Linked DNA regions of Mus musculus: all the other regions are linked to region 7. The links are chromatin loops, found by intact Hi-C in ENCODE. Cell type or tissue: left cerebral cortex. All regions are shown on one strand. Region 1 holds the start of Ubap2l (ubiquitin-associated protein 2-like). Region 2 has its middle 11 kb from the start of Kcnn3. Region 3 has its middle 16 kb from the start of Adar. Region 4 overlaps Adam15 (a disintegrin and metallopeptidase domain 15 (metargidin)). Region 5 overlaps Tpm3 (tropomyosin 3, gamma). Region 6 holds the start of Gm15998 (a long non-coding RNA gene). Region 7 holds the start of Ube2q1 (ubiquitin-conjugating enzyme E2Q family member 1).

Evidence for each region. Hi-C counts contacts between places; a loop is a spot of excess contacts. Peaks named below come from ENCODE experiments on the same cell type or tissue, not always from the same donor. Only the 100,000 strongest peaks of a DNase experiment are listed, where the experiment ranks them.
Region 1: a loop joins it to region 7, with 2.5 times the contacts of the local background. A loop is called at or near these places in 4 of 42 quality-filtered maps.
Region 2: a loop joins it to region 7, with 3 times the contacts of the local background. A loop is called at or near these places in 22 of 42 quality-filtered maps.
Region 3: it touches region 7 in a loop (4-fold over the local background); 11 of 42 quality-filtered maps call a loop at or near these places.
Region 4: a loop joins it to region 7, with 2.1 times the contacts of the local background. A loop is called at or near these places in 4 of 42 quality-filtered maps.
Region 5: it touches region 7 in a loop (2.6-fold over the local background); 11 of 42 quality-filtered maps call a loop at or near these places.
Region 6: it touches region 7 in a loop (6-fold over the local background); 2 of 42 quality-filtered maps call a loop at or near these places.

The regions. Positions count from the first base shown.
Region 1 is chr3:90,051,407-90,055,406 of GRCm38, reverse strand. Ubap2l (ubiquitin-associated protein 2-like) reads left to right here and starts at 2,892. Exons shown (of 28, transcript NM_001165984.1): 1 at 2,892-2,952. 4933434E20Rik (RIKEN cDNA 4933434E20 gene) reads right to left here and starts at 2,605. Exons shown (of 7, transcript NM_025762.3): 1 at 2,288-2,605; 2 at 1,798-1,899. The coding sequence starts at 2,353. In left cerebral cortex, CTCF peaks have their summits at 2,449, 3,213 and 3,413; DNase peaks (open chromatin) are centred at 2,766, 3,280 and 3,581; H3K4me3 peaks cover 2,607 bases; H3K27ac peaks cover 1,928 bases.
Region 2 is chr3:89,506,683-89,510,682 of GRCm38, reverse strand. No RefSeq gene overlaps it. Among named protein-coding and RNA genes, the nearest start is that of Kcnn3, 11 kb to the left of the region's middle. In left cerebral cortex, no CTCF peak of the experiment used is centred here; a DNase peak (open chromatin) is centred at 2,398.
Region 3 is chr3:89,712,937-89,716,936 of GRCm38, reverse strand. It overlaps a transcript of Adar not described here. Among named protein-coding and RNA genes, the nearest start is that of Adar, 16 kb to the left of the region's middle. In left cerebral cortex, a CTCF peak has its summit at 2,416 (motif pointing left); DNase peaks (open chromatin) are centred at 872, 1,530, 1,907 and 2,372; H3K4me3 peaks cover 2,295 bases; H3K27ac peaks cover 2,124 bases.
Region 4 is chr3:89,338,519-89,342,518 of GRCm38, reverse strand. Adam15 (a disintegrin and metallopeptidase domain 15 (metargidin)) reads left to right here. Exons shown (of 23, transcript NM_001037722.3): 17 at 158-230; 18 at 444-582; 19 at 942-1,011; 20 at 1,582-1,656; 21 at 2,047-2,118; 22 at 2,340-2,464; 23 at 2,566-2,879. The coding sequence ends at 2,608. Among named protein-coding and RNA genes, the nearest start is that of Efna4, 2.5 kb to the right of the region's middle. In left cerebral cortex, CTCF peaks have their summits at 1,850 (motif pointing left) and 2,924 (motif pointing right); DNase peaks (open chromatin) are centred at 1,837 and 2,922.
Region 5 is chr3:90,075,222-90,079,221 of GRCm38, reverse strand. The region is part of intron 2 of Tpm3 (tropomyosin 3, gamma); the gene reads right to left. Among named protein-coding and RNA genes, the nearest start is that of Tpm3, 4.6 kb to the right of the region's middle. In left cerebral cortex, CTCF peaks have their summits at 857 (motif pointing right) and 1,612 (motif pointing right); a DNase peak (open chromatin) is centred at 1,621; H3K4me3 peaks cover 207 bases; H3K27ac peaks cover 238 bases.
Region 6 is chr3:89,314,092-89,318,091 of GRCm38, reverse strand. Efna3 (ephrin A3) reads left to right here. Exons shown (of 5, transcript NM_010108.2): 2 at 1,340-1,629; 3 at 1,957-2,022; 4 at 2,207-2,284; 5 at 2,525-4,000. The coding sequence ends at 2,655. Gm15998 (a long non-coding RNA gene) reads right to left here and starts at 1,346. Exons shown (of 2, transcript XR_003954662.1): 1 at 887-1,346; 2 at 1-264. In left cerebral cortex, CTCF peaks have their summits at 1,101 (motif pointing left), 2,097 and 2,299 (motif pointing left); DNase peaks (open chromatin) are centred at 1,085, 1,461, 1,956, 2,328 and 1 more place; H3K4me3 peaks cover 693 bases; H3K27ac peaks cover 2,218 bases.
Region 7 is chr3:89,771,002-89,775,001 of GRCm38, reverse strand. Ube2q1 (ubiquitin-conjugating enzyme E2Q family member 1) reads right to left here and starts at 1,393. Exons shown (of 13, transcript NM_027315.4): 1 at 964-1,393. The coding sequence starts at 1,290. 4632404H12Rik (RIKEN cDNA 4632404H12 gene) reads left to right here and starts at 1,602. Exons shown (of 2, transcript NR_130957.1): 1 at 1,602-2,500. In left cerebral cortex, a CTCF peak has its summit at 2,267 (motif pointing right); DNase peaks (open chromatin) are centred at 481, 1,117, 1,662 and 2,230; H3K4me3 peaks cover 3,228 bases; H3K27ac peaks cover 2,008 bases.

The sequences.
Region 1 (4,000 bases), 280 kb before region 7:
TGCTTATAACCTTGGCACTTCAGAACCGAAAGCAGGAGGGCCAGTGCAATGCCAGGGTTACCTACAAATCCAGCTCTAGCCAAAGATACAGGAGATCCAGTTGGAAAAACACCAGCCACCAACAAAAAGATTTCAAAGGAGATGGGGACAGGAGGCCAGGCAGTATAGTGAAATTGGCAAAACCCAAGCTTAGTGAAGACCCTGACTCTAAAATTAAGGTGGAGAGCAACTGAAGAAAATGGACTATGCCACAGTATGGCTTCCACATATGGCACACACATGCATGCATACCTACTTACACATAAGTGTACACATATACACAAAGGATTTCTGACTTAAGTATACTAGGTTTGAGATGGCTATTTGAAACTTAAGGGTCTTTGTTTTTTTTTTTCCAGACAAGTTTTCTTTGTAGAGTCCTGACTGTCCTAGAGATCACTCTGTAGATTAGGCTGGCCTCAAAATTACAGATTCTCCTGCCTTTGCCTCCTGAGTGCTGGGATTAAAGAAATATGCCCAACTTCCCAGCCTTGAAACCTGAGTTTTAATGTCAGATGGTAGTTATATATACCAACAGGTTTCTCAATAGACAAAGTTCCATTAGAAAACATTTTTCTTTTTCTTTTCTTTTTTTTTTAAAGATTTATTTATTTGTTTTATGTATGTGAGTACATACAAAATTATGAAGGTTGTGAGCCTTCATGTGGTTGTTGGGAATTAAATTTTTAGGACCTCTGCTCGCTCTGGTTGGCCCCACTTGCTCAGTCCCTGCTTGTTCTGGCCCAAAGACTCATTTATTATTATACATAAGAACACTGTAGCTGACTTTAGATGCACAAGAAGAGGGCATCGGATCTCATTATGGGTGGTTGTGAGCCACCATGTGGTTTCTGGGATTTGAACTCAGGACCTTCGAAAGAGCAGTCAATGCTCTTGCCCGCTGAGCCATCTCGCCAGCCCAGAAGACATTTTTCTTAAAGCCAAGAAAAGCAAAGCACTTAAGGAGAAAGTTTAGACACTACTAGATTATTTACTTTTACTATTCTTTTTTTGGTTTTTCATGTCAAGGTTTTTCTACATTGCCCTGGCTGTCCTGAACTAGCTCTGTAGACTTGGTTGGCCTCAGAGATCCACCTGTCTCTGCCTGAGTGCTGGGATTAAAGGTATGCTCTACCAAGCCCAGCACGATTATTTAATTTGTGGACGCAGTCTGATGTGGCACATTATCTTGGTAATCTCATTACTTGTACTGTCCTTGCAGGAGGGCTGCTTTGAGGTTCCGTGGTGAGAGTTATTGGGTTACAATTGGGTGTTCAGTATGTCTCAAAATACAAAACAAAGAACAATAACAACATTAAAAAGTTGTTAGGTAATTTCTTTCTTTGGCTTTAGGTTTGACTTGAAAAGTATAACTAGGTGATTATTGCCCCGCCCCTTGCTTTCAGCAGTGTCAAGGATTAAACCCAGTCGTCTGCATTCTAAGCAAGCACAATGGGCATCTTTAAAATTCTGCAAAGGCAACCATTCTCACAACGCTGGAACCAACTGTAAGTGTTCTCAGCATCATGCTTAAACTAAAGCAACATGAAATATTTAGTAATTTTAGTTGAAGATGAGACATTTTACAGCTGAATTGGTTTAAATCTTAAGGTACATGTTGTGGAGCAGCAGTGAGCAGGAAGTTATTGCTTAGACTGTGGAATGAAAGGAAGCATATGAATAAAAGTCTTCTTTTAAAGTCCGAGAAAAATCTCCTTGTGCCAAAGAACAGGTTTACCTTGCATTCTAGTGACCTACCTTGGGGGCATTGTGTCCTACAGGAACATGAGGTCCCCTTCTAGATTTCATTGCAAAGCGCATGATTTGTCTCTTCACAAAAATAAACAGCAGTACGAATACCTGCCCAAAGAGATTAGAGCCATTTTAGTAATAGCAATAATTTTTTAAAATGTTCACTTTCAAAATCCCTGGGTTTAGGCCTTCAGAGCTGGATGCTTTGGGGCGAAGCCGGGTCGCTAAGGACGGAGGTGGGTCAGGGGCTAGTAACGGAGAGGCATGTTAATCTGGGCTCTAGAATTTAAGAGGGAGGGTTCTTACTTAGAGCCAGGCAGCTTTGACTTAAAGATCTCAGACTGTCTACGGATACAATTCGGAAGTCCAGAAACAAAACAAGTTAAGTGGCTGAAGAACAAAGACAGAACGGCTCAGGAGCCTTCTTTTCAGGAGTCCGGCTCAGAGGGTCGGGACTCAGACAAATGCCACAAGAGGAAGAGAATGGGGATCTCACCAGGCTCCCGTACGCCATCACCAGCACGACATTCACTCCAGAAAGCCAGTTACTACTAGACGCCATCGCCTCTCTCTCCGGGAACACCTGCTAGGACAGTCCCGCCGCGCTCGCGCGTTAGCCCAGGCTCTGCCGAAGCCAGGGAACCTAGGTTCCCTGGAGCTCTCCGAACATTTCCATATGGTTTTCGATTAAAAAAAAAAAAAAAAAAAAAACCAGGCTAGAGTCCGTCAGAAAACATGGTGGATGGGGGCGCTAGTTAAGCATCGGACCTTCCCGTCCCATTTCCCCACCCCCACCCCCTCCGCCACGTGACTTATGTCCGCAAAGGTACCTGGGAGTGCGGAGACGCGGAACTACGCCAGTAAGAGGAAGCCGAGACCTTACTGGAGTCACGTGATGGAGGCGGATCCGTGCGGGGCGGGGCGGGGGCGGGGCGGGCGCGCGGAACTCAAGAGCAGTGTTTCGTGGCGGGGAGGCGCGCGCACGCTGACGTGCGCGGCCCTTTCGCGTCACGTGCTGAGGGACGCAGGAAGGCAAGTGGGAGGGGGAAGGCGCGAGAGCGAGCGCGAGAGGGAAAAGGAGGGAGGGGGTGGGGAGGAGGGAATCTTATATCACGTGACAGGGGCGGCGCGGCCCGGGGTGTCAGTGTGGAGGAGACTGAGGTAAAGTTGGGAGCGCAGCGGCGTTGGCGGCGGCGGCGGCGGCAGCGGCAACGCGGCGGGGCCGGGTATTGTCCGCGGCCCCTTTAAATCCGCGATCCCCTTTTTACCCTCCCTTCTTTTCCTCTGTCCCCTCCGTATTCCTGTCCCGCGGTAGGCCCCCCCCACGCCGTGTGTCTCCCCACTGTACACCCTCCCTTCTGGTCTTGGGAACCCGGGCGTCCAACCTCCCCACCTCGAATTGGCCGCCGGGGGTTTTGTTTATAGTTGGGTTCGCGGCCTACTGGGCCGCGCCAGAGCCGGGGCCTCGATTTGGGAGCGTGGCCGGGGCGGGGCTTGGGGCAGCCGGAGGGGGGGGGCATGTGGCTAGAGCCTGAAGGGGGAGAGCGAGAAAGAGCGCGGGCGAGCGAGGCCTGGGCCCAGCCTGAGGTAGGGTTGTTTAGGAGGGTCAGTGTCTTGTGGAGAAGGCCTCCTCCCTCCCCAGTCCTCTCTGGGCCTCTGATCCGGATCCGGCCTGGTTTTGGGGGCGGAGGGGGGGTGGCGATGGGGTGGAGCTGCCCCAAACTCCCCCATGTGGCCCTCGGTTTGGAGTGCGGAGGATTAATTTGTTCCGGGTGGGAGGTAGAGAAGCGAATGGCCCCATGGGCTCTAGATGTGGCGCGGAGGGGGGTGAGTCTCCCATCCTCCGCGCGTGGGCTTCTGTCCTCTCTGTTCATTTCCAGCCTCTTTGTCAGCTCCTCTTATTACCCTGCCTTCTTTCTTACCGACCCTGGTCGTGGAATATATTTTCGCTGCAGTCTTTGACTTCCTGTTGTCTATACTGTAGTTTTGGCTACCCAAGCAGTTATCTTATTTGGGAAGCTGGACATGGAGGCCCCCGTGGATTGTGTTGCGCCTAAGGGATGTCACTAGACTGGGCATTTGTTCATTTTTCTCATAATGGGAATGGAATTCCAAATTTCTTGAGACCCTTCACCTGGTGGACAGCCCCTAAATTGTTTTGCAAAGTGATGTCACAAACAAGAGACTGTTTTCCACGATTCTTAAAATT
Region 2 (4,000 bases), 260 kb after region 7:
CAGAGCCTGTATAGGTGACTCAGCACAGGCATAAGGAGGACGAGGCCAGTTATGCCCGGTTACCACCTCTCCCCCATCACTTCTTGGAAGACAAGACTGTGAATAGATAGAGACGGGAGAAGGAACAAGATGTGTGTGCACGTACATGTATGTGTGCGGGTGCATATATGTGTGTATGACTAAAGCTGTGTGTAAAGAGGCTGGAGACGACACAGGGGAAGGGACCTAAGACGTTTCTAACGGAACCACTTGCCAGGAGCTCTCTGTATGAAGTTGCCCCCATTTATAGTGACACTGGCATGCAGAGCTGGGGACCTGCCCCGACCCAACACTGAGTCCAGACTCGGGCCCACCCCTGTCTTCACTCCTTCCCATCTGGTACTACAAAATCACACGTCGGAGGGGGGATAGGTAAGGCTGTGTGTTTCAGAAAGAACGAGTGCCAAGTAAAAGCCATTATTCCAGCTGGGGAGGTTTTTTCCTATCATTAGGAAACCTTGCCTTCTCTGATTGTTTCCGAAACGGTGTTCCCAGGGCCATTTTGATGACAAATTGCTGCTCCCACAATCCTGTGGCCCCATTCTGGGAACTCCTGGGCAGCCTGCGGAGTGCTAATCCTCTTTTCTCAGAGCAGAGTTTTCTTCCTTCCTCAAGTGATTAAGCCCGGCAGCCCCCACAAACTGGCAAATGTGAGCCCCCTGGGGCAAGAAAAGCCAGTGGCTTGTTGCATCTTGCCTTTTCCATCTGAGCCAAGGGGGCCGGAGAAAGGGCAAGGAAAGAAAGCAGGGCAAATCCTGGCCAGCAGCTCCCAGTATCCACCATCAGTTGTCTAGTGTAGCCACCTCCAGCAATGGAAGCCTTGACTGTGGTGGGGGTGGGGATGGGGCGGCTTCGGCATCTCCTGACAAGGGTCAGACAGGTCATCAACTTCCCCATGCCTGTGGAGAGGTTCAGGCTGCCTGGCACTCCATCCTCAGCTGAGCAAAACTACTGTTGGAGGAGCAGCCAACAAGAGACCCTGAGTTTGGGCTTAGGAAGTTGATTTGGGTACTGCTAGCAGTAGAAACAAAGGAAGAGTAAATATCTGTTAGTCTGGCCAGTCAGTCGCAACAAGAGACCCTGAGTTTGGGCTTGGGAAGTTGATTTCGCAACAGAAGAGACTGGCTCCCTAGAAGTAATGAATGTGACATGGCTAAGGACCTAGGAAGGTTTGGGGGGCTGTTTGGGTTTTGTTTTGGTTGGTTGGTTGGTTGGTTGGTTAGTTGGTTTTCAAAATATTTATTTCATACGAGTGTTCTGTCTTCAGACACACCAGAAGAGGGCATCGGATCTCATTACAGATGGTTGTGAGCCACCATGTGGTTGCTGGGAATTGAACTCAGGTCCTCTGGAAGAGCAGTCAGTGCTCTTAACCTCTGAGCCATCTCTCCAGCCCCAGGTCTGGGTGATCTCCTCACTTTTCCTCTCACACCCCTTCGGGTAGAATCCAGAGCCTTGTGCACACTGGGCAAGCATCCTCCCACTGAGCTACGTTCTCCGCCCCTTGTCACTTTCCTCACTAAGTTGTCCAGACTAGTCTCAAACTCAAGATCCTTCTACCTCAATAACTCCTCAGTAATTATGACTTCTCTGTCCCTCTTCCTGAAGGTATGCATTTCACTAACTCAAAAGGCAACTTAAGTCAAGACTTCAAAAGCTCCTCCAGCAAGCACACTCATCTTTGGCTAGGTTCCAGTGTGAGAGAGGGTAGGGAAAGGGGTGGTACCTGTTTCCAAGGAATGGGAGCTCTATGCAAGGGACTCAGAACATCGATGGAGTTGGCTGTACCCACCTGAAGAGAATGAGCTCCTGTCCACCTGAGGGTCCTTAAACCTTCCCACCCCACCTCACCACCCTAGCGCCATGGCTCTCAGTCTGTGGGTCTCCCCCCGTTTGAAGTTCAAAGGCCCTTTCACAGGGGTGGCATATCAGATGCCCTGCATATCAGATACTTACATTACAGTTCAGAACAGCAGAATTACACTTATGAAGTAACAGTAAAGTAATTCTAAGATCGGGGGTCATCACAACACCAGGAACTGTATTAAAAGGTTGCAGCAATAGGAAAGTTGAGAATCACTGCCCTAGAGAGCTTAGAGAAGTCTCAGCCACACTAGCCCAACTCAGAGCACAGCCATGAAGCTCCTGCCCCTCCCTGCTTCTCCTCTGTCACCTCACCCTGGGCCATTTTAAAGCAAGTCAGTAGCTTTGCCAAGAAACACACAGGGAAATAGGAGAGGAGAAACGTGAGTCTGTGTGGCAGTTTGTCAGCTGCACCACAGAAAAACCGACACTGGGGGAGGCGATGGACGCCAATGACTCAAAGCAGGTTCGGGGATTATCTGCTGTTTTCAATTATCCACGCCCCTCATCACCATAGAGAATCGGGAATCGGGTGTATCTTCCTCCCCCTCAGTGCTGTTGCTGGCATTAGAGATGTGATTTGTACTTTGAACAACTGTGGGTAAAGGACTCAGAATGGTCTCTGTGTAAAATTTCCCCAGCGCTGAAATGTCATTAAATAGCTCCCTGCACCTGGCACCTCTTGGTCCCTTTAAAAATAGCAGAAGATAAACACATCTAAGGAGAAGAGAACTGGCAATTTCTGAGCATTTGTGTGTGTACTCAGTACTTGCTCTGAGCGAAGGAAGCATCAACTCAGAGAAGAGCGCTGCTCTCTCATGATCTGTCCCAGAGTGGGACCACAGACCTGGCGCTCCAACACAGAGACCATCTGACTCCAAGGTTACCTCCTCACCTCATCTCAGTGAACTTCAGCCTACCTTACAAATCATGGTGGGGGAGGCTCCCTGTATCTGCTCAGATGATGCTAATTACCAGGAAAACAAAAAACAACAACAACAAAAAACCAACATCTCAAGTACGTACCATTATTTCCTCCCCTGGGAACTAAAAGTCACATTAATTGGTAGCACATGTGACCAGAACATAGTTCTTTGGGAGTTTGTGCTCCTCCATCCCCTGCATGCCAACCACAACATATGCAGACATCCCATCAGGGTTTGGAAATAGCCAGGGAGGCTGACCCTATGGATCTCTACTTAATCACAGGGACACTGCCTTAGAAGCCCCTGGACTTTCTCCCCCCTCCCCCTCCCCATAAAACAGGTCACATACTCAGACCTAAACCTTTCATTGCCAAAGGGTGAGGGTGCATCCGCTGTTCGAGGGACTGACTTCAATGGCTGATGTTGCCCTAGGAATTGGGATCTAGAACACGACAGTTATCACTGGCTCCTGGAAAGGCAGGTGCTAGGTCACTAGGGACCCCAGGCTGTGAGTTCTTCCCCTAGAGCAGCTGCCCGCAGTCTGGACCCAGAAGACATGCGCCAGCTCAATGCCCTTGCAGCTTAGACAGGAAGGAGTGAGGCCAGCGGCTGCACCCAAATGACAACCCGCTGGTCCTGTGCAAAAATGTGGGGGACAGACTCAGCTGACTTCATTAGAGAGATGTGGGAAAGAAATCTCCTTAAAGATTTGTTCTATCACATACCAGGGAAACACAGCCTTCTGTGGAACTTATGAGCAAATGATATGAACATCCAGGTCTTCAATATCCTGAGGAAGCTTGATGATTATCTACTTAGATAATGGGGCTTCAGCCCAGGTAGACGTGTAAGAGCAGGGGGAAGGAGAAGGAGCCCTCTGAGTTCCTGGATACAAATCCAGGCTCTAAAAAGCCACAGGGAAGGACAACAGCCTGTTCAACAATGCCCTGAGCTGAAGGGACCCTGAGGATGTGACCCCCAGGTGGGCAGGAAAGTAAGATGGGAAGCCGGGAAGCCGGGGGAGGTGAGACAGACTGACAGACGGGAGTGAGACCGAAGCAATGGGAGAAAGGAAAGGACAGGAAGGAGGGAGGTGATGGACAGCTGTGGGAAGCAGGTCAGAAAGAAGAAACCAGAGTAGCGGGAAGGCAACAGGGAACAGAAGGTGCCCA
Region 3 (4,000 bases), 58 kb after region 7:
TCAAGAGATCACTGCAAAAGCCCCAAAGCTCAGATTTTGCTGTTTGCGAACTTCCAAACTCTAATCAGTTTGTCACAGATAATAGTGCGAACCTTGGTCTAAAAGGGAGTTTCAAATCTTTAAGTCTATGAATCAGTACGAGGCTGTGTGACACTGCCTGAAGTATAAAAATAGCAGCTTAAGGGGAAGCATTGGTCTCCTGCTGTCAAGAGTAATAGTGCCTCGGGGGTTTTTTCTTCTTCTTTCTACAAGCAATCATTAGATACCTACTGTCTGCCCAGGATTCCAGGGCTGCATAGCATCCCCAAGCCCAGGCACCCCCCCCCCCACTCCCATCAAAAAGGCTAAATCTTGACTCATAGCTGAACGATATTGAATAAGATGTAAAATAAGAGATGACAAATAATTTCAACAACTAGATGCTATTCTCACAGGAACTGATGCCCTATTCCCCACTGCCCATACCTGCACGTTGCCAGGACCCTAGTCACTGAGAAAGATTAAGACCCAAACCACATACATAGCCTGATGGTTTGGCTTCAAGCTCTAGCTCTGAGACAGCATTAGGACCCTGGCCAAGACTTACCTTGTGCCATCTGTAAAATGGGACCAGTACTTACAGCACTAGGATTTTGGCAGGGTTAAACAAATTAGTGTATGTGAAGTCCCCGACACAGTATCAGGAGCAAACGTTCAAAACAGAGAAGGTAAATTTGTAAATAAATTGAAATCTTAATCTCATTTCAGCTCTAGAATTTTATGCAGTCTACAGCAGGATAACAGCAGCAGAATAGCAGATACCCAAAATAGCACAAATCTCTCCCGCCTCTGAAGCTACACCACCGATGAGAAGCAGCAGCAGTATTACAAATGCCTGCGTGCCAGCCCCTAGTCATAGCTAGCCACTTTAAATTCTTACAGCCCGTCAAGGGAGGCATAATTATCTTCATTTTGTAGATAAGCGCAAGAAGACAGGAGAGCAATGTCACACTGCTGAGAAACAGCGGACCTGTTTCTACCGTTTATGCCCGCCTCAGTGTCCTTCTCTGCCTCCCATACAAGCATTCAACTGTAAATAACATGGATGTTTTTCAGGACCTTTAAAACGATGGGAACAAGACCTCTTTCCTAGAGAAATTAAATTGGCATCGTCATTCAGCTGTCCACAATTTGACGTTCCTGCATTCTCCGTCCCTAATGACCTGCTCTAACAACCTGTCCCCCCTCCCCTGCAGCCAGCGTCGTCGGAGGCCTCAGTGTGCCAGTGTGCCGGTGTCCTCCTGCAGCCGTTTAGACACAGCCCCCTCGGCTGATTGCACTCTTGCCCTCTCCCACTACGCGTTCGAAAGCCCACCGCCGAGTTTCCCGGGACTCGGATACCGACGCAGAACGCCTTACCCTCTGGCAGGGCCCAAGAACCGAGCCAAACAGACCAAGGGAAGGCAGGTGACGCAACAAGGCCTCCTGATTCAGGGCCAGCCCGAGGCTGAGCGCCGTGCCCGCGACCCCGCGTGGGAACTCACGGCCCGCACCTCCATGGCTCCGTGCCAGCCACGTCAGGACGCAGGGCTGGCTCCTGGGGCCAGGCTCCGGCGCCGCGCATCCGCGGGGAAGGGCATTCTCGGCTGCAGGGCCGCGGGTACCCAGCGGCTCCCGCCCGCACCAGCGCCCGAGCATCCGCGCAGCCCCGCCGCGCCCGCCGCCTCCACCACCGCTCCCCATGTCTCCTTTTCCAGCGCTGCAGGCTGCGGAGGCGGCGGCCCGTGCGGGACCAGGGTCCTCTTACCCGCGCGCGATTCCTCGGACGCTGCCCACTCGTGAGCCCAAGGCTGCGCCCTTCCCGGCTAGTCCCAACGCGTAGTCTTCCACCTTCAGTCAGGAATCAATGGTTAGGGCGCAGATTGGTGACATCACTGGCGCGCCGGCGTGGGAGGGAGGCCCATGTGATGCATCCCTCTTTTGTTTGAGCCCCTGGAAAATGAGGGTTTTGTGGCTCCTTCTCTCTCAGTCTTTCTACCATCTGAGGAGGACATTTTTGTGTGCGTGGTGGGAACTAGATACTTGGTGTCAGGATACTGCAGTTTTTCTCAGGGCCTTGATTCTACTCCCCAGGTCTCCATAATGTGGTTTGGTAGGAAGACCAGAGAGAATATGTATAGATACACCCTTCTTTTTCAAGTGGACCGGAAGGCCACAGAACTGGTTGTCAGTGTTCTGTAGCCAGTAGACTTCTAAAAAGCTGCTTTAATTAAATTGGTGCAGGAAAAAGCAACAGAATGGGGTCTGGATTGATGGCTCAGAGACTAAGAGCACTGGCTGGTCTTCCTGAAGTCTCACTGTTGATTCTCAGCATCTAGGTGTTTGCCCAAAACCATCTGTAACGCCGGTTACAGAGAATCCTATGAGCCCTCTTCTGGCCCCCACTGGCATTGCACACGTGTGATCTGCAAACATACTGCATGCAAAACACCCATACTCATCAAATAAACCAACACATCCACAACGTGACACCCACCAGAAGGACTAAAATATTTCCAATGAGCTGTTCATCACTTTGTAAGTGGTCCCAATCTTCTACTGTTGCCTTCATCTCAGTAGTTAACTCCCATCATGAATTTGCATTTACACAGCTACTACATTGCTTTCATTTCTCTTCACATGTTATTAGTAAGCAACACGTTTTTATTAATTGTGCATATATTTCCTGGGACTTTTATTTTCAGAAACTTGTTAAGTGTCATCTCTTATGATGCAACTTGAGTAAGTTGCATATTGCAAATTTCACTGCTAGAGAATAATTCATTATGCATGTTAATTTATGTATCCCTTCTCTAACTATTTAAACAAAATTTCAGTCTTCTATTTCCAAGTGTGATTACGATCACTATCTTCTGGTGCCACTGTATAAAATTTTCTTGGGTATTTTTATCTAGATGCAAGACTGATGGGTCTTTGGTATTTCAATGGTCTATTTTGTAGCATAGCATTGATTTTTTTTTTAAAATAGAAAGTGTTTATACCATATTGTGTAGCAACTTTCTCCTCTTGTAAAGACTCAGGGAGTAAAACCAGTGTGGTGAGGTGCATCTTTAATCTCAGCACTTGGAAGGCAGAGGCAAGCAGATCTCTGAGTTCAATACTATCCCAGTCTACAGAGTGAGTTCCAGGAAAGCCAGGACTACACAGAGAAACCCTGTATCAAAGAAAAAAAAAAAAAAAGGACTCAGGTAAGGCTCAGGAAGCTCCTGAAACTTACAAGATTCATAAAGCCCTCCCTGCAGTAACATAGGCAGTAACAGATTGCTTAGGAGGGAGAAGATAGCAACTGGCTGCTTTGACTTACTGCCTGTCCTAGATGAGCTTTTGAGTGATTTGTTACTCCTATAAATGAGTTTACCCCAGTAAACTCATTGGTTTGTCAAGTTGGACTTTGGTGGAGTCATTACTTTAGTCTGTCATTCATCCCCTATCTGGAGTGAGTAGACGTTTGTTTAAGTCTCCACAGAAACCGTCTTAGAACACATACCAGCTGCTACTTGTGCCTTCTCTAATAGCTCAGACCTTAACTTTTATTAGTGAAATAGTAAGGTGGTGGAGAACATCTCCTGTTTCCAACCAGGTTCTTTTCACACCCTCCTCAAAGAATGCAGTGGACAGATAGGAGGTACTTTAGTGTTGATTTGTAGAACAAAACAGCTTTAAAACATTGCCACGTGGGACTTGACCAGTAAAATGAACAGGTTTGGTCTCTCAGACCAGTGGGGTTCTAGTAGAGAACCATTATAGCCCAAGAAAGCTATCAGAGGCCTTTGAGGTCTCAAACAAGAGCTTGTGCCTTGCAGAACAAGTGTTCAGATCACCAATAGGAGCCCGAGAACAGCACGCAAAGCTCATGTCTCAAGCAGCAGTAGAGGCAAACTCCCGTTTGGAGCTGAAGTGCGGAGTGTTGAAGTCTGAGGCAGGAATGAGTGAGGCTGGCTTGAGCAAGCACCCTGCTCGA
Region 4 (4,000 bases), 430 kb after region 7:
CAGCCTGCTCTCTAGAACGAATTCTAGGAAAGTCAGGGATACACAGATAAATCCTGTCTTGAAAAACTAAAGCAAAATAAAACAAAAAGGAAAGCCATACACAGGGAAGTGGTCCTATCTGACAGACGCCCTCATTGCTTGCCTTTTGTCCTTCTAGGTCTGTGACAGCAGCGGGCACTGCCGCTGTGAAGAGGGCTGGGCACCTCCAGACTGCATGACCCAGCTCAAAGGTAGCTAGAGGATGGGCCCGGGGTATTGGGAAGCTCTGACCATCTCCTCTCTCCTTCGTCCCCTTCCTGACCCCTTTACTCTCTGTCCCTTGACTCTGTGACTCCTGAAGGTGTCTCTGGTTCCTCAGCACCTCACTTCCTCCCTATCCCTGCTCCTCTCTCAGGAGAGAGTTCTTAGCCAGACCCACCCTCAGTTTGGACCTCTCTCCATAGCAACCAGCTCCCTGACCACAGGCCTGCTCCTCAGCCTCCTGTTGTTATTGGTCCTCGTACTACTTGGTGCCAGCTACTGGCACCGTGCCCGCCTGCATCAGCGGCTCTGCCAGCTTAAGGGATCCAGCTGCCAATATAGGTATGAACATCCTGTCCCTGCTGCTGTTTCCTTCAGTCAGGGACAGTCCTGGAGCCCTGATTCTAAAGGCCCCAAGACATTCAGTCCTTACCCCTTGCTTCTAAGTTCCAACTCTCAGATCCTGAGTTTCCTGACTACCATTCCTACACACCTACCTGTCATCTCTGTGTATTTCCCTTAACTTCACCCCCAGATACAAGGGCCACTTCTCTCAGGACCCCAAGGCAGGGGAAAGGTAGCCTTCTTCCAGGATGCTCAAGCACACACAACTACCCTCCAAGGGCCAAAGGGTTCAATTCTCCCAGATCAGCAGGTAGGTGGCTAGTCCCATTTTTTTCTTTGGCTTTCTTCATACTCAGGGCACCCCAATCCTGTCCTCCTGAACGACCAGGACCTCCACAGCGGGCACAGCAGATGACAGGCACTAAGGTAAGCCCTGGATGCCAGAGGAAAGAGGAGTCCACATTACTTGTTAACTCGGGCCTTAGAGGTAGCACTAAGGGTTCAAGACTCAGAAAGACTTGGAGTACTCAGTCAATCCAAGGACTCAGGACCAGTAAGTAGCAGGCAGAGAAACAAGGACAGCCAGAGTGGGTGAGCCAGTCACCACCAGAAGGCTCTGCTGAGCTCTTTCAGCTGGCCCAATCAGTGGCTTTGAGAGATGGTTCTATCCATGCCCTTCACAGCGACCAGAGCCATGGGATAATGGGGCCTTGTGCAAAAGGACCTTCCGTGTGCTAAGATCTGATAAGGCCCAGGACATCATGTGTGAAAGGATGCCAAGTGCCCAGGGCCTAAGCCCTCTACCTTTAATGGCAAGAGGGTGTGTATGGAGTCAGCCTGCATGTCCCCTCCAGCACATGCCACTCCCCGCATGCAGCTCAGTGACCTCACTGCCTCTGGGGCCCTGCTGCCCTCTCTGAACACTAACCCCTTTCTGCCCACATCTGTCTGTTTCCTCTTGCCTACTCTGCCTGTCTGCTCCTCCTGCCTTCTCAGCAAGCTAGTGTGGTCAGCTTTCCAGTGCCCCCCTCCAGGCCGCTGCCACCTAACCCCGTGCCCAAGAAACTCCAGGTAAATCTGGGCTGGGCCTTGCCCTGGCTCAGGACAGGTGGGAGGTGTGGTGCCCAATCGCAGTTCTCATCCCTGCTTCCCCCCAGTGGTGTTCTTCATTAGGAGACCAGGGTGCCCCCTCAGCCTTCAAAGTCCCAGATGCAGCAAAGGGTGAGCCTCCCGCCATGGTCTCTACTACCACCTGGTGGTCTATAGTAGGACTGCAGCCATCCAGGGACTCCGTGATCGATCTGCACCTTCCTTCCCCGGGGCTCTGCGCATGCTCCCGTTTTCCTCTGGACACTCCCACCCCCACCCTCGGCTGAGTTTGCATGTCGACCCCTGGGTAGTGTCTGCACGCTCACTACCTTGGACCATGCTTTCCAAGCCACTGCTCCTCTCTTTGTTCAGGCTGCGCTGGCTGACCGATCCAATCCCCCCACTCGCCCTCTGCCCGCTGACCCTGTGGTGAGGCGCCCAAAGGTAACAGTGAGGGGGAACAGGACATTGCCTCTCCTACCTAGAGCAATGGTGGCAATGGGAGACAGGTTGCCTCCCTCTGTGCCTGACGGCATGTATCCCAGTGGCACCTTTGGTAGTGACAGGTTTGTTTGGAGACAAAAGTGACCACTAGCACGGCTCTTAGAACCCCTACATTGTGGGTGAGAAACATGACCTCTTTCCAAACTGGCCTTCTTTCTCAGTCTCAGGGGCCTACCAAACCCCCACCCCCAAGAAAGCCACTGCCTGCCAACCCACAGGGCCAGCACCCACCAGGTGACCTGCCTGGCCCAGGAGATGGAAGCTTGCCGCTGGTGGTGCCCTCCAGGTAGGTGAAGAGGGTGTTGCTGAGGTTAAGTGACTTGCTGCCAGCGAGGCATCTAGGCAGGAGTTCTGACCATTTTCCTTCTTGGCTTTTCTAAACTCCAGGCCAGCTCCACCACCCCCTGCAGCATCTTCGCTCTACCTCTGACCTCTGGAGATTTGGCTGCCTCCTTCTCAAGCTCTAAGACTCAAAGAAATGGAACCTCTGCCCCAAACACTAGAGAAGCAGGAGAACAGACAATCTGGTGTCCAGCCCTAAAGAACCACCAGGCGCTGTTAAGCAATACCTGGGGACGCACTAAAATAGCTGCAGCGGGATGCTGGGGAGGGGCCGAAGCCGGGGCTGGAGTAGGTGGCGGAAGGACATGGACACTGTCTATCTCTGCTCTGTTGTAATAAATGTGAGATCTTGGAATGTGTCTGCTCCTGGAAGCTGGGTAGTTCCTGCTGTTTGCAGGTCTGGCCACTAGGAGACGCTGCTGGGTCAAACCAGGGCCTGTAGAATAGGATCACTTCCCAGAAAGGGTCAACAAGAATGTGTCACTTAGGATGCCTCTGGCTTGCTTCTGCCCAGTCTGGGTCCGATGGCCTCTGGACTCCCAAGTTCTCCCCAGCAATGCTGCTCAGCCCCCACCACAGCTAGAGACAAATGACCTAAGTCGTCAGACCTGCATCCCCACCCTCTGACCAGTGGCTGGGAAAATGGATCTAACTGGTGTTCTCAGAGCCCTGAGCCTGGGTGGAGCAGGGCAGCGGCTGCTTGGATTCCAAGGCTTCACACCTGCCTCCTCCACTTCCCTGCCCCCACCTGAAGGTTCCAGAACAAAGGTGCTTTGTGCTTTGTACTGATTGCTACCACCTCATCATTTAGACCTCAGGACTGAGGACTCCTGGGAGAGAGGTGTGTGCGGATAAGGGGCAGGCTGTGTCCCACAATGGTCACCCAGCACGATGCTCTAGAGGAATGTCAGGGGTGTCCCCAGAGCCACTTCAGTCCTTCCCCTTGTACCATCTGCGTGTGCAAAGCAAAAGAACAATGCATGGAAGGTAATTCTGCTTCAGCCTCCAAAAGTATCTGGGGTATCAGGTGCTGGCCATCATGTGTGTGTGTGTGTGTGTGTGTGTGTGTGTGTGTGTGCGCGCGCGCGCGCGCGCACGGCACCTATGTACACACTTTCCTACCCCCAAATAGGAACTTGCTGTGTGCTGACTAGAATGCTGGATTCTTCTATGGGTGTACTTCATGTGCCATCCAGCTCTGACCTCCCAGACTTCAATGAGGCTTTCTACCTTGAACCAATGAAGACACAAAGGACAAGATCTAAACATAAACCGAACCGGCCCTCTTAGGTGGTGCTGCATGAACCCCGTGGCTGTAATCCCAGCACTGGAGAGGATAGAGCAGGAGGATCATTGCCAGTCTGAGGCCAGCCTGGCTTATAATAGAAGTTCCAAGCCAGCCAGACTTTAGTGTTAAGACCCTGTTTTAAACAAAATAAAGTACAACATAGGATTTGAAAGAAGACAGCCTTGGTAAAGT
Region 5 (4,000 bases), 300 kb before region 7:
GTTCTGAGACAAGCCTAGACAGAAGACTCTAGCCTTCACCTTGCAAGGAGTCCCAGTGAGGTCCTTTGAAAATCTATTAGGAGGAGCTGTGGATATTGCTCAGTTTGTAAAGCACTAGCCAAGCACATTCGAAGCCCTGGGCTGAATCTCCAGGAGCACTTAAACTAGCCTAGTGGCACGTATCCATAAGTACCATTCGGTACTTAGTGGGTGAGACAGAAAGAGCAGAAATTCAAGGTCATCTTTGGCTACAGGGTGAATTTAAGGCTAGTCTGAGCTACATAAAACGCTGTCTCAAAACAACCCCCAAAACTGTTGAGACAGTTCTCTCCCATCTGGAAGTCAATAAAGGAACTACCAGATGGAAGAGATGGGCAAGTTGGCATTCTGTTAGGATCAGCTCGGGACTTAGGTGTTTTGTTTGAATATCAAGCTTCTCTCCTGTAGCTTTTGAGAGACTCCATACAAATGAGCAGTTAACATGTCACCCTCTTTGACCCCTGGAATGATTTAGGACTTGGTAATTTAATATCTGTGTGCAATCCCTCTTGTAGACAAGATATTTACACCTCTAACATATCCTTGGTGCAACAGCAAAACGATTGTGGAATCTCACCTCTAAATTGTAGTAACTTTCATTAGTTTTACTTTGGCTTTCAGGTACTCCAAAGAATGAGTTAAAAACTACTTCTACAGGACCTACCATTCAGGATTTCTGGAAGCACAACTATAAAGAGGTTTATTTTGTTTTCCCTTTGCTTCTCTAGGTCTTTTGTTTTGTTTTTTAAGATTCATTCATTTATTTATTTTACGTATGAGTGCTCTATCTACATGTGCACCTGCATGCCAGAAGAGGGCATCAGATTACATTATAAATGGTTGTGAGCTACCCTATCTTCGCTGGGAATTGAACCCAGAGCCTCTGGAAAAGCAGCCAGTGCTCTTGACCACTGCGCCATCTCTCTGGCTCCTGCTTCCCGAGTTTTTGTTTGCTTGGCTTTATTTTTGTGTTTTGCGATTGTATCTCAGGTGGTCCTGACTGGCCTCCAACTCACTTTTGTAATTTTGGGTGGTCTTAACCTCTGGGTCCTTCTGTATCAGCTTCCTGAGAACTGAAATTTCAAGTGTGAACTATCACATCTTTATTTCTCTGGATTTCTACTGCCTTCTCAGTAACTAACAATGACAAATCCCTCCTTTGATAAACCTCTTCCCTTCCCTTGAGAAATAGGATATAGAGAGGATTTAGAACTAAGAATATTAACTCGGGGCTGAGGATTTAGCTCTGTGGAGTCTCTGGGTTCAGAAAACACTTATATCTGGTTCTAGGTCTCAGGCTGTTCCTTTCTTTTGGGGAAAAAAAAAAGATTGCTGAACAATGAGACTATTCACAAAAAAAAAAAAAAACTTGAACAAACAATAATTTTCTCAGCAGCGTATCCTGTACACATTGATTACTCCCCACTTCCCCAGGAACTAAGACAGAAGACAAGGTTCTGGCATGCAGGAAAATTGTTTTGATGGCCTAAGTATTTCTCAAGCTTGTTTTGAGTTAAGTTTCATCAGAGGAGCTGCTGGTGAAAATTTTTATCATCTGAGTTCTGACCAGCAGGTGGCACTGTTGTACCTCCCTGAAACCTTAGACCTGCTCAAGGCCAATCAAAGTTGAGACAACACCAAATTGCATTCCAGAGGCCGGTTCCTTTGTACAGATAATCTCCTTGTGATCTAGGGAAGCAGATGAGTTGACTCCCGGTAGCTTTCAGAGGCATGATGGATTGGCAGCCAGAAGACCAACCAGGGCTATTGTTTTCCTAGTGACAAACAATGCAGCATACCAACAGGTGTCTGTGACCATCCCTGTCTCCTATTTCCTCATCCTTCCCAACACTTGTTCCTAAAAAAAGGGTGTTGTGACTCTTGTGTCCAGAGTCCCACCCCTTGCATTCCTCTTTCTCCTATTTGTCCCTAAACAGCTTCTAATTTCATCTTGGCTTAAGAGCATCTTATGGCTGGGATGGTGACCTGCCGCACAAACCTGAGGAACTGAATTGAGTTCCCCAGCATGCACAGAAGAGCCAGCTGTGGCTCTGCGCATCTGCAATCCCAGCACTGGGGGAGGGGCAGGGGAACAGAAACAGGCAGATCCCAGGGCTTGCTGGCCAGCTGGCCTCAGTGAGAGACCCTGGCTCCAAAAACAAGACGGACAGATATACAGGAAGGCATCCAATGCCTATCTCTGCCTCCAGACCCTCACAGGCAAGCACACACATATAAACAATACACACACACAAGGATCTTACACATGGTTACACAAAATATAAATACGTTCTTACTGTCAGCAGAGTGTAGCATAAACATGGTTAAAATTGCATATTTTGGGGCTGGAGAGATGGCTCAGTGTTTAAGAGCACTGACTGCCCTTCCAGAGGTCCTGAGTTCAATTCCCAGCAACCACATAGTGGCTCACAGCCATCTGTAATGGAGATCTGAAGCCCTCTTCTGAAGTATACTCACATACAAGAAATAAATAAGTCTGAAAAACAAAACAAAACAAAAACCTGTGTATTTTGTGTATGTATATTTTGCTACAACTTAAAACTATAACAGTAGCTAATAAACTCTGGGAAGAAAAAACAGGATTGGGCTGACCTTGCCACACCAGTGCCCTCTCTTTGTTCAAGCAGCCCTAAAAAAATCCCACACATTCAGGAAGGCTTCTCAGATAACCAAACTACTAGTGTAGACACGTAGCAGTTGGCTCCCTCATTCCTGTTTACTTATTTATTAATCTCAAGGTCGGAGGCTAAGCTGTTAGCCCTTTTTGTATTAGACAGAGCACCCTCTCCACAATGATGCACACATTCCGATCTTCGTTCTCTAAGTAAACCTCAGCGCTCTTCCCTGGTCCATGCTCTTCTCAGCTCCTACAGACACCCTCCTTGCTTTCTTGTTCTCTTCAAAGCAAAGGTCAGCAAAGTTTTAGTAAAGGGCCAGATGGAATGTCTGGCTTACAGGTCATGTGGACTCTATAGCAGTTATTTTATTGCACAGGAAAAAAAAAAAAACACTAGACATGTGTTCTCATAATACTTTACTTCCAAAACCAGTCTGTGGCAGGCTTAGCCCACAGGTGGTACTTGGAGAAAAGATGCCTTTCTTCCTGCTTCTGTTTCAACAAATTTCCCCCTCTTTTTTGTTTATTTGTTGTAGTTTTGTTTTGTTTGAAACAGATTCTCTCTCTATAGCCATAGCTGTTCTGGAACTCACCATGTAGACTAGGCTGTCCTCAAACAAAGATCTGCCTGCCTCTGCTGCCCTGCCCAGTCAATTTCTTGTTCTTGTATGGATCAATGAGAGGTACTTACTGAGTATGTGAGAAGGTAACAAAGGAGACAGGAGTAAGTTGAGGATTTAAAATAAGACAAAATTTTACATATTTAAATTTTTTTAGCCAGGTAGTGCTGGAACAGAGAGGGAGCAGCTTGTACCGGACAAGACTTTTAGACACTGAGGCTGCCTTTAGTGCTTGTCACCAGATTTGCATCACTAATCTCTGGTATTGTATATTCTAACACTCACTACACTGAGACTTTGAAAGAGGACAGCCTGGGCTAAAGAATGGCTCGGCGGGTAAGAGCACTGACTGCTCTAACAGAGGTCCTGAGTTCAAATCCCAGTAACCACATGGTGGCTCACAATCACCCATAATGAGATATTATACCCTCTTCTATCTGAAAACAGCTACAGTGTACTTATATCTAAATATTAGTAATAATAAATAGTTATATATAGTAAATTAATCTTGTTTTGTTTTGTTTTGGTTTTGGTTTTTTTTTTGTTTTTTGTTTTGTTTGTTTGTTTGTTTGTTTGTTTTCAAGACAGGGTTTCTCTGTATAGCCCTGGCTGTCCTGGAGCTCACTTTGTAGACCAGGCTGGCCTCGAACTCAGAAATCTGCCTGCCTCTGCCTCCCAAGTGCTGGGATTAAAGGTGTGCGCC
Region 6 (4,000 bases), 460 kb after region 7:
ATGGATTGACATTTTACCCTGTGGCCCATGCTTCCCTGTGCCCACAACAGTCCCATAGCACTACCAACATGTGTGCATACTTGCCTTAAAGAAGTTAAAGACGACTTCTACCCGATCTTCCACACGTGTGGATTGAGCTGCCTCTGACTCCCTACACCGTTCAGTGCCACCACAAAGGATGTCCACAGCAACACTTAGATGGGACTGTCAGGCAGGCGAGACTTCCAGGGCATCCAGATCTGCTTCTCTGTCGCAGAGACTCATCTGGAATGTGGCAGACACAGTCATCTTGTCTAGGCGCTGTGCTATTGTTACTCTGCCTATCCTGGGGGTTGGGGGGGGGGGGCAGTGGCATCTAGGTGGAGAAAGATGTGGAATGAAGCAGAAGTCCTAGCAAGATGACAGGTCAAACCCGAGCTCTTCAGCTCCCTGGTCTGTGTCAGGTTATTGGGGACCTAATGGTTTATGGCCTCAGGATGGAGGGAAATAGGACTCAGAAGCACAAAGATAGAGGTCTTGTCATGTAGGAGATACAGGGCAAACCCCTGAGATTGTTGGGACCAGCTAAAACTGGCATAGGCGCAGCACACATGCAATCTAGCTCTTCTGAGTGTCTGCCGCTTGTGAGTGGGTGGTGGACATTTTTGTGTTGGTGCCATAGAGCTTGTGCATGCATGTGCGTGAAGCTGCCATACATGTGTGTATGAGGGCAAGTCCTGTCGGACTGACCTGGGGTGGACCTGCAGCAGCAAAAGGCATTCTGGGAGAAGAGAGAAGGGAAGAGAGAGAGAGAGAGAGAGAGAGAGAGAGAGAGAGAGAGAGAGAGAGAGAGACAGCGCGAGAGAGCTTGGGTTCCAAGGAAGGGATCTCTCTACTTTCACCCTACCCTTCCATTCATTCCTTCAGTCCCTCCTCTGGCCTGCTGAATTATGGGGAATGGTCTAAGGAAATCCGGGCCTAGGTCTGGGAGTCGTTGGGGCCTGTGCGTTTCTGTGGCAACCAGAGCTAGGTTCCTTCTTTTCTCCGCCCCTCTCCCTTTCCTCTCCTTCCTTAGGAGGTAGGCCAGGCTTCCTTGTGCTTTTGCTACCCTCTGGTGGCCACCAGGGGAAAGACAGGCCCAAAAGGAGAGGACACAAGGGACTGGCACACTAGACCACAGGCACAGAAATGGGCTGAGAAAAGATTGTAGAAAAAGCCAAGAGAGTGAGGGACTGAAGTGTTATGATCAAAATATATATATAGTGTTCTAATGAAGGTCCGTGGGGTGTTGACAGGGTGTTGACATGGAAAGCCTTGGAGCATTGGAGTTTCTTCTCTGACCCACTTCATTTGTCCACAGCCTGCGGCGAGAGGGCTACACCGTGCAGGTGAACGTGAACGACTATCTGGATATTTACTGTCCGCACTACAACAGCTCAGGGCCTGGCGGCGGGGCGGAGCAGTACGTGCTGTACATGGTGAACCTGAGCGGCTACCGCACCTGCAACGCCAGCCAAGGCTCCAAGCGCTGGGAATGCAACCGGCAGCACGCCTCGCACAGCCCCATCAAGTTCTCCGAGAAGTTCCAGCGTTACAGCGCCTTCTCGCTGGGCTATGAATTCCATGCCGGCCAAGAATACTACTACATCTGTGAGTGCCGGGTCCTGGGTCTTCTGAATGACAGGGTGGGGTCCCAGGGATCCCCGGCCAGCCGTTGTAGTGGTCACCAGGGATAGGCTTCAGGGTTTCAGCTCTGAGAAGTTGCAAGGCTGTGGGGATGGGGTGACAGTCCCAAATTTGGGTCGCAGAGCATTTCTGTTGGGATGGGCTAGCCACGAAGTCATGGTGACCAATGTCCAAAGAAAGATTGGAGCAGAGACTTGGGGACACAGCCGGATGCGGGCAATTTGGAGGGGGATGGGAGTCTATGTTAAAGCCGCAAGGGCACCAAGTGAGTGAAAGAAATCTCCTCCCCAGCCACGCCCACTCACAACCTGCACTGGAAGTGTCTGAGGATGAAGGTGTTCGTCTGCTGCGCCTCCAGTGAGTAGCGTCGGTTTCCAACCACGTCCGCATCCTTGCCTCCCTGCTTTGGGGCTCCCTTGGCTTCCTGGGGATGGGGGCGGAGGGCACAGGCGACCGGGATGGCTCCCCAGCTGTAGCAGGGGGAGGGGGTCCTGGCCCTGACTTTCCCCTCCTCTCTCCCCACCCGCACCCCACCCCGCAGCATCGCACTCCGGGGAGAAGCCGGTCCCCACTCTCCCCCAGTTCACCATGGGCCCCAATGTGAAGATCAACGTGTTGGGTGAGTCTGCGCAGCGCCCTCTTGTGGCCACTGCTGGAATCGCAGCCCCCTTCCCAGTGCATGCTTCCCACCCACCCCCTCCCGCATGCCTTCCCATGGGACACGAGCCCTTCCGGCCCCTCCCCCGTGGGTGGTCACATCTCTGGCTCCACTGCTGCTGCTGCTGCCGCCGCCGCCGCGTGCCCCCCGCCCCAGCGCACAGCACAGCCCTTACCAGTTTGCCTATTTATCTTTCCACAGAAGACTTTGAGGGAGAGAATCCCCAGGTGCCCAAGCTTGAGAAGAGCATCAGTGGGACCAGCCCCAAGCGGGAACACCTGCCTCTGGCCGTGGGCATCGCCTTCTTCCTCATGACGCTCTTGGCCTCCTAGCTCTGCCCCTTCCTATGACAGAGAGAGGTGGGAAGGGCTGAGAAGGAGCAGGGAGCTTGCTGTGGGGCCTACATCCTTCTTCCCATGGTTGGGAGCGGGGTCTGCACTGTACATCTCTCTGGGCCTGCCCTCTTTGCCCACACACTCTCTAGGACAGGCACCGTAGTGGATCAGGCACAGGGACAGCCACAGGTCCCAGGTGGCCTGTGGCTTTGGTAATGTTTGGTACCAAACCTGGGGGCTATAAAGGCAGTGCTCAGGACTCCCTGGCCCCTGGTACCTTTCCCTGACCCTTGGTGCCCTCCCTCTTTGTCCCCCAAGAGGCAAATATGCCCCAGAGAGAACAAACGAAGCATGGGAGGTGCCCCCTGTCCTCTCCTCTGGGGCAGAACATGGGGAGGGGACTAGGTGGGTGAGGGGTGGAGCCTCAGGCTGCCCCTCCCCCTGTTTACAGCAATAAGCATGTCCTCTCCCTCCACTCCCACATAGAGGACTGTGGTTTGGATTGAATCCAAGTTTACAAATAGACACCCCTGGGGGGGAGCAGGCAGTGGACAGGGGTGGGCATCGGGGTGCCAGACAGGCATGTACAGACTCTATATCTCTATATATAATGTACAGACAGACAGAGTCCCTTCCCCTTCTTAACCTTGACCTTTCTCGACTTCCCCTTCCAGACTCAGACCCCTTCCCCTACCAGGTTAGGCCCCCCTTGGGACCCCCCTGGCCCCTCTTTTGTCTTCTGTGAAGACAGGACCTATGCAACGCACAGACACTTTTGGAGACCGTAACAACAATGCCCCCTCCCTTCCAGCCCTGAGCCGGGAACCAACTCCCAGGACCTTGCCCTGCCCACCCTAAGTGGTCCCCACCCATCCTGGGCCTTTTTCAAGTGCTTTGGCTGTGACTTTCATACTCTGCTCTTAGTCTAAAAAAAATAAACTGGAGATAAAAATACCTGAGTGTGTGTGGTTTCAAGGGGCCACGTCCCTCTGTTTCACTGGCTGAACCAATCCTGTGGGGCTCAAGGCCCGGGTGAGCAGGCATTCTAGGTTAGAGGCCACAGAGTGGAGAGAGGGACAGAGCTTCAAGTTGAGCCCGGGTGACTTTGGGCAGGTTCCTTAACCTTTCTAGGCTCCGGCTTCCCACAGGGAAAGTGGTGTGAGTACCCGCTTCCCAGGCCCTGTGTACCCGAGTTAAGGCTCAGGCTGGTGCGCTCTATGCTGTAGTCAGAAGCTTTTGGCTGGGTCCAGGGATTTCAGGGGATTTGTGATCCTAGATAGGAAAAAAAAAGTTACATGGTTATTTTCACTCACCTGTGACAAGTTTAACATTCCCTTTCTGT
Region 7 (4,000 bases):
AAAATTCACGTCTGTCTTCCCCCCAGGCAACTCCCGTTTCCAGTGTGGATAAAGGTGCTCCAGGAGGGACAAGACCATTACAGTGGGCGTTATCCAACAACGTGAGCACTGTATCGCGCAGTACCAGCTGTTATAAAATTGCACCCAACAATTTCCTCAAGGGACACTAGGGAATAAAATAAGGCAGGACGCATGGAAGATGCCTCCTGACCAAGGATAGGTAGGATGGAACGATGCCTACTGGGGAGCGATGGCACTGCTGCCGCTCAAAACACACATTGCTGTCACCACCAGAAAAGGTGACAGTCACCTAGGATAAGCAGATGTGACCCCAGGAGTGGGGAGGAAGTGGCAAAGCTGCTACGAGCCAAGGCAAAAAGAGGAATTAAAGGTTAGTTACACCAGAGTTAGTAAGAGGAGATCCAACGTGGGGTCAATGAACGGCACTATTCTTTAGTGAAATTCAGGGAGCAAAGAGGGGTTGTACGAGGGATGCCTAGGCAGGGAGCCTACAGGTGGGTACATATAAGTGGAAAGAACTACTGAGAAGGGTCATTATGGAACCGGGCTGAGTTCCAGGCTACGTCCTTCCAGCACAGGCCTGGAATCTTATTAGAGTTGGGGTGGGGAGAAGAATGGGTCATTTCTAGGTGACATGGTAAAGTTGTGGAGGAGTAAGCAGAAGGAGCCAAAATCATAAAACCTGAGGTGTGGGTGGATTCATAGGAGGAGGTGGTTGAGGGGCCACATGTCCCGATGTCCCTTGCTCTCAGGGGTCAACAGTAGAGACTGTGACTGCACCACAGAACCTCAAGCTGAAGAAACAAGTGTAGCCTGGAGAGAAGGAGCCAAGCACCAAGAGGGGGGCTCTGGCCTCCGGGTCCTTCGAGAGCAGGAGGTTGTATGGTGTGATTTCGATCACCAGACAAGGGACCCCCAGCGTGGCGCAAGCGAGGTCCTCACCGTGATGTTGCAGTGGATGCGGACGGGGTCCCCCGGCACCGATCCCCGGGAGGGGAGATGGGGTCCGGGCGCAGCCCCGGCCCCGGCCCCTCCGGCTCCGGCCAGCAGGAACTCGCAGCTCAGCTCGTCCAGGCAGGCGCTGGCAATGCGGAAGCGCTCGTGGCCGCGGTGGAAGATGGACTCGAGCAGCTTCAGCTCCCGCCTCAGGCAGGGCCCTGGCCCCGGGCCCCCTCCCGGGCCGCCCCCGGCCCCCGGCGCCGCCCCCTGGACCCCCAGTTGCTGCCCCGGCCCCGGCTGCTGCTGCCCCTGCGGCTGCGGCTGCTGCATCCTCCGCTCCGCTCCGCTCCGGGGCCGGCGGGCCGGGAGCCTCCGGCCTCCGCTCCGGGCTCCGCCGCCGCCGCGGTCCGCACTTCCTGATCCCCCCTTCGCCAAGATGGCGCCGCCGCCACCTCCGGGACAGGCCCCCTCCGCTCGCCGGCCCACCCCCCCCACGGCCGCCGGAAGCCGCGCGCCCCTCCCCCTCCGCGGCGGCCCCGCCTCCGGCCTCACGTGACCTCTGAGCTCCGGCCCCCGGCACGTGATCCGCGCGTCTTTCCCGCCCCCCGGCCCGCGCCTGTCACCCTCCACATGTGACCCTAGGCCCTCGCCTCGCTGCTCGAAGCGCTTCCGTGCGTGTACGTGCGTCGTGCGTGACCGTGCACCGGGGGGCCTTTGCCAGCGCTTCCCTGTCACATGGCCGGCGTCTCTTGTCACGTGGCCGGTGCCTGTGTTCCCAGGGGCTCCCCGCGCGGGACTCTGGCTTCCTGCTTGCGTCCCGCGGCCCCCGCGTGCGGCGCATGGCCGTGTCTGTCCTGTATTCCCATGGGGGTCGTCGGGCCGGGTCACCGGCCTCCGCGTCTGCGGCGGGAAGGCGCCTTTCGCTACGGTCGGAGAAACGGACTTGGATCTCCCTGCGGTTCCTCTATGGTGTGTGACCTTGGGTTATCTACGCTCCTGGGGAGCCTCAGTTTCTCCATCACAACAATGGCACTGTACAAGACGGGGAGGCCTCTTTAGCCTGTTCCCAAAGGCTCTGTGCAGGGATACTGAAGTATCGAGTATGGTCGCTGGTCAGCTACGTCTGAGGGGACAGATGGTGCGGCTTCCTCCACAGAATCACAGGGCTTCGTTATGTGTGAGTGCAGAGTACTAAGCTAGGGGTTGCATAGACGACACCCACGCCTACCTGCTATTCTTCTTCCCACCTCGTCGCACTGATCCTGAACGGGGCTTGAAGTTTGCGGCAGTACCTCGTCGTTCCCACTAGGTGGCACTATCACAAAGGACAACGGAGGGTCCTGAAACCCAGAGCTGCAAACTGGCAGGTGCCAGGATGTTGTAAGGCCTGATGGGTTTGGGACCAATTCATCATGTGAGCCGTTGGCCCGTCTACCGTCACCACCTCTATGTTTTTTGGAAGCTGACTGTACCTTGGTGCTGGGCTACTGATTCACTCAGTGATGTTAGCAGAAAGCTTTACTAGGCCAAGTTTAACTCCGTATGTTTTAAGAAATTCGTGTTCTTTGAGCCTGGGGGGATGAGTGTGGGTGTGTGGGTGGGGCTGGTTTTTCTAATGACCAGAGCAGCCTGAACATTTAGCTGCATACCATCTTTGTGCCTATGTCCACAAGCTGGAAGCATAAAATACTAGGGTAAGCCAGTCCTAGCAGAACAGGGTTGTAGTCGCAACTATCTAGGAGAGTCAGAAGGCCAAGGCCTACCTGGATAACTTAGTAAACTCCTTTCTCGGCCAAATAACTAATAAATAAGGGCTGAGGGTGTGGTAGAATGCTTGCTTAGCTAGTAGAAGCTCCAAATTTGACACCCTCCCCCATCATCACACACAAAAAGAGTAATTGTAAAAAGTCTAATTTATCAAGCATTCCCCAAGCCAGGAATACTAAGCAAATATTTCTAACCCTTAACACCATTGCAAGGTGAGTGCTTTAACCTGTATTTTACAGATAAAGGTCAGGATGTATAGATACTGAGCAGAACTTCTAAGTCTGTCTCCACGTCCTTTACCCTGTTCTGTCTGCTTGCCTGCTTCCTTTATTGTTATTGTCAGGGTCTTGCTATATAGTCCAGGCTGGCCTGAATCTTATTCTCTTGTCTTAGCTTCCCAGTGCTTAACTTATAGGCACACATGCACCACCTTGCTCAACTCCCCTATTCTACTAGCCCCACACACTTCCTTTTAGAACTTTTCACAGATCACATGACCTTTAGCCCTTACCCAAGGAACTGGAACTTTAGGTCTTCCATGTCCCCAACCCCATATACAAGTTTTAAATGTATACATTTACTTATTGTCCTGAAGATTGAGCCCAGGGCCTCATCCATGCTATGCTTTGTCATTGAGAAACCCAGAAGTCAAGGTCAGTGGGGCATGGTGCCTTCTATTGCTACTTCACTCAGCATCTCAGCTCTTTTGGTTGCTGCTAAGCTTCATGTAAAATCATACCTAAGATAATTGGGCATGAGTGTGGTTGCCATCTGAACTGGAAATGAAGTAGATATATTTATTTAGTGAATGCAGAGGCAAGTGATTAAAAACAACCTACCCTCATGGAATTCATATTAAGGAAAATAGAAATTATAAAACCAGAATCTACAAAACAAACTGCCTTGTTAAATGTGGGAAATGGACAAATATTTACTGAGCACCTACTGTGTATGATACACTGAAGAAACAGCATTAAATGAAACAGATTCAGTCCTTATTTTCTCAACCTGACAGGAAATCAGACACTTGGGCCAGTCAGATGCCACACAAGCCTAGTGTCTTGAGTTTAATAATGTTAGGTACCCAAAAAAGTAGAAGAGCATAGACTCCACAAAGCTGTCCTCTGATTTTCACACACCATGCCATGGCCTTTGCCCCTCCTAACAATAAATACAAACTAAGCAAAGCAGACATTTAATGCACAGAGACACACTCAGGCACTGACTTTTAGCTGTAGTAAGTGCCTCAGAGGGGAAGACTAGCCATCTGGAA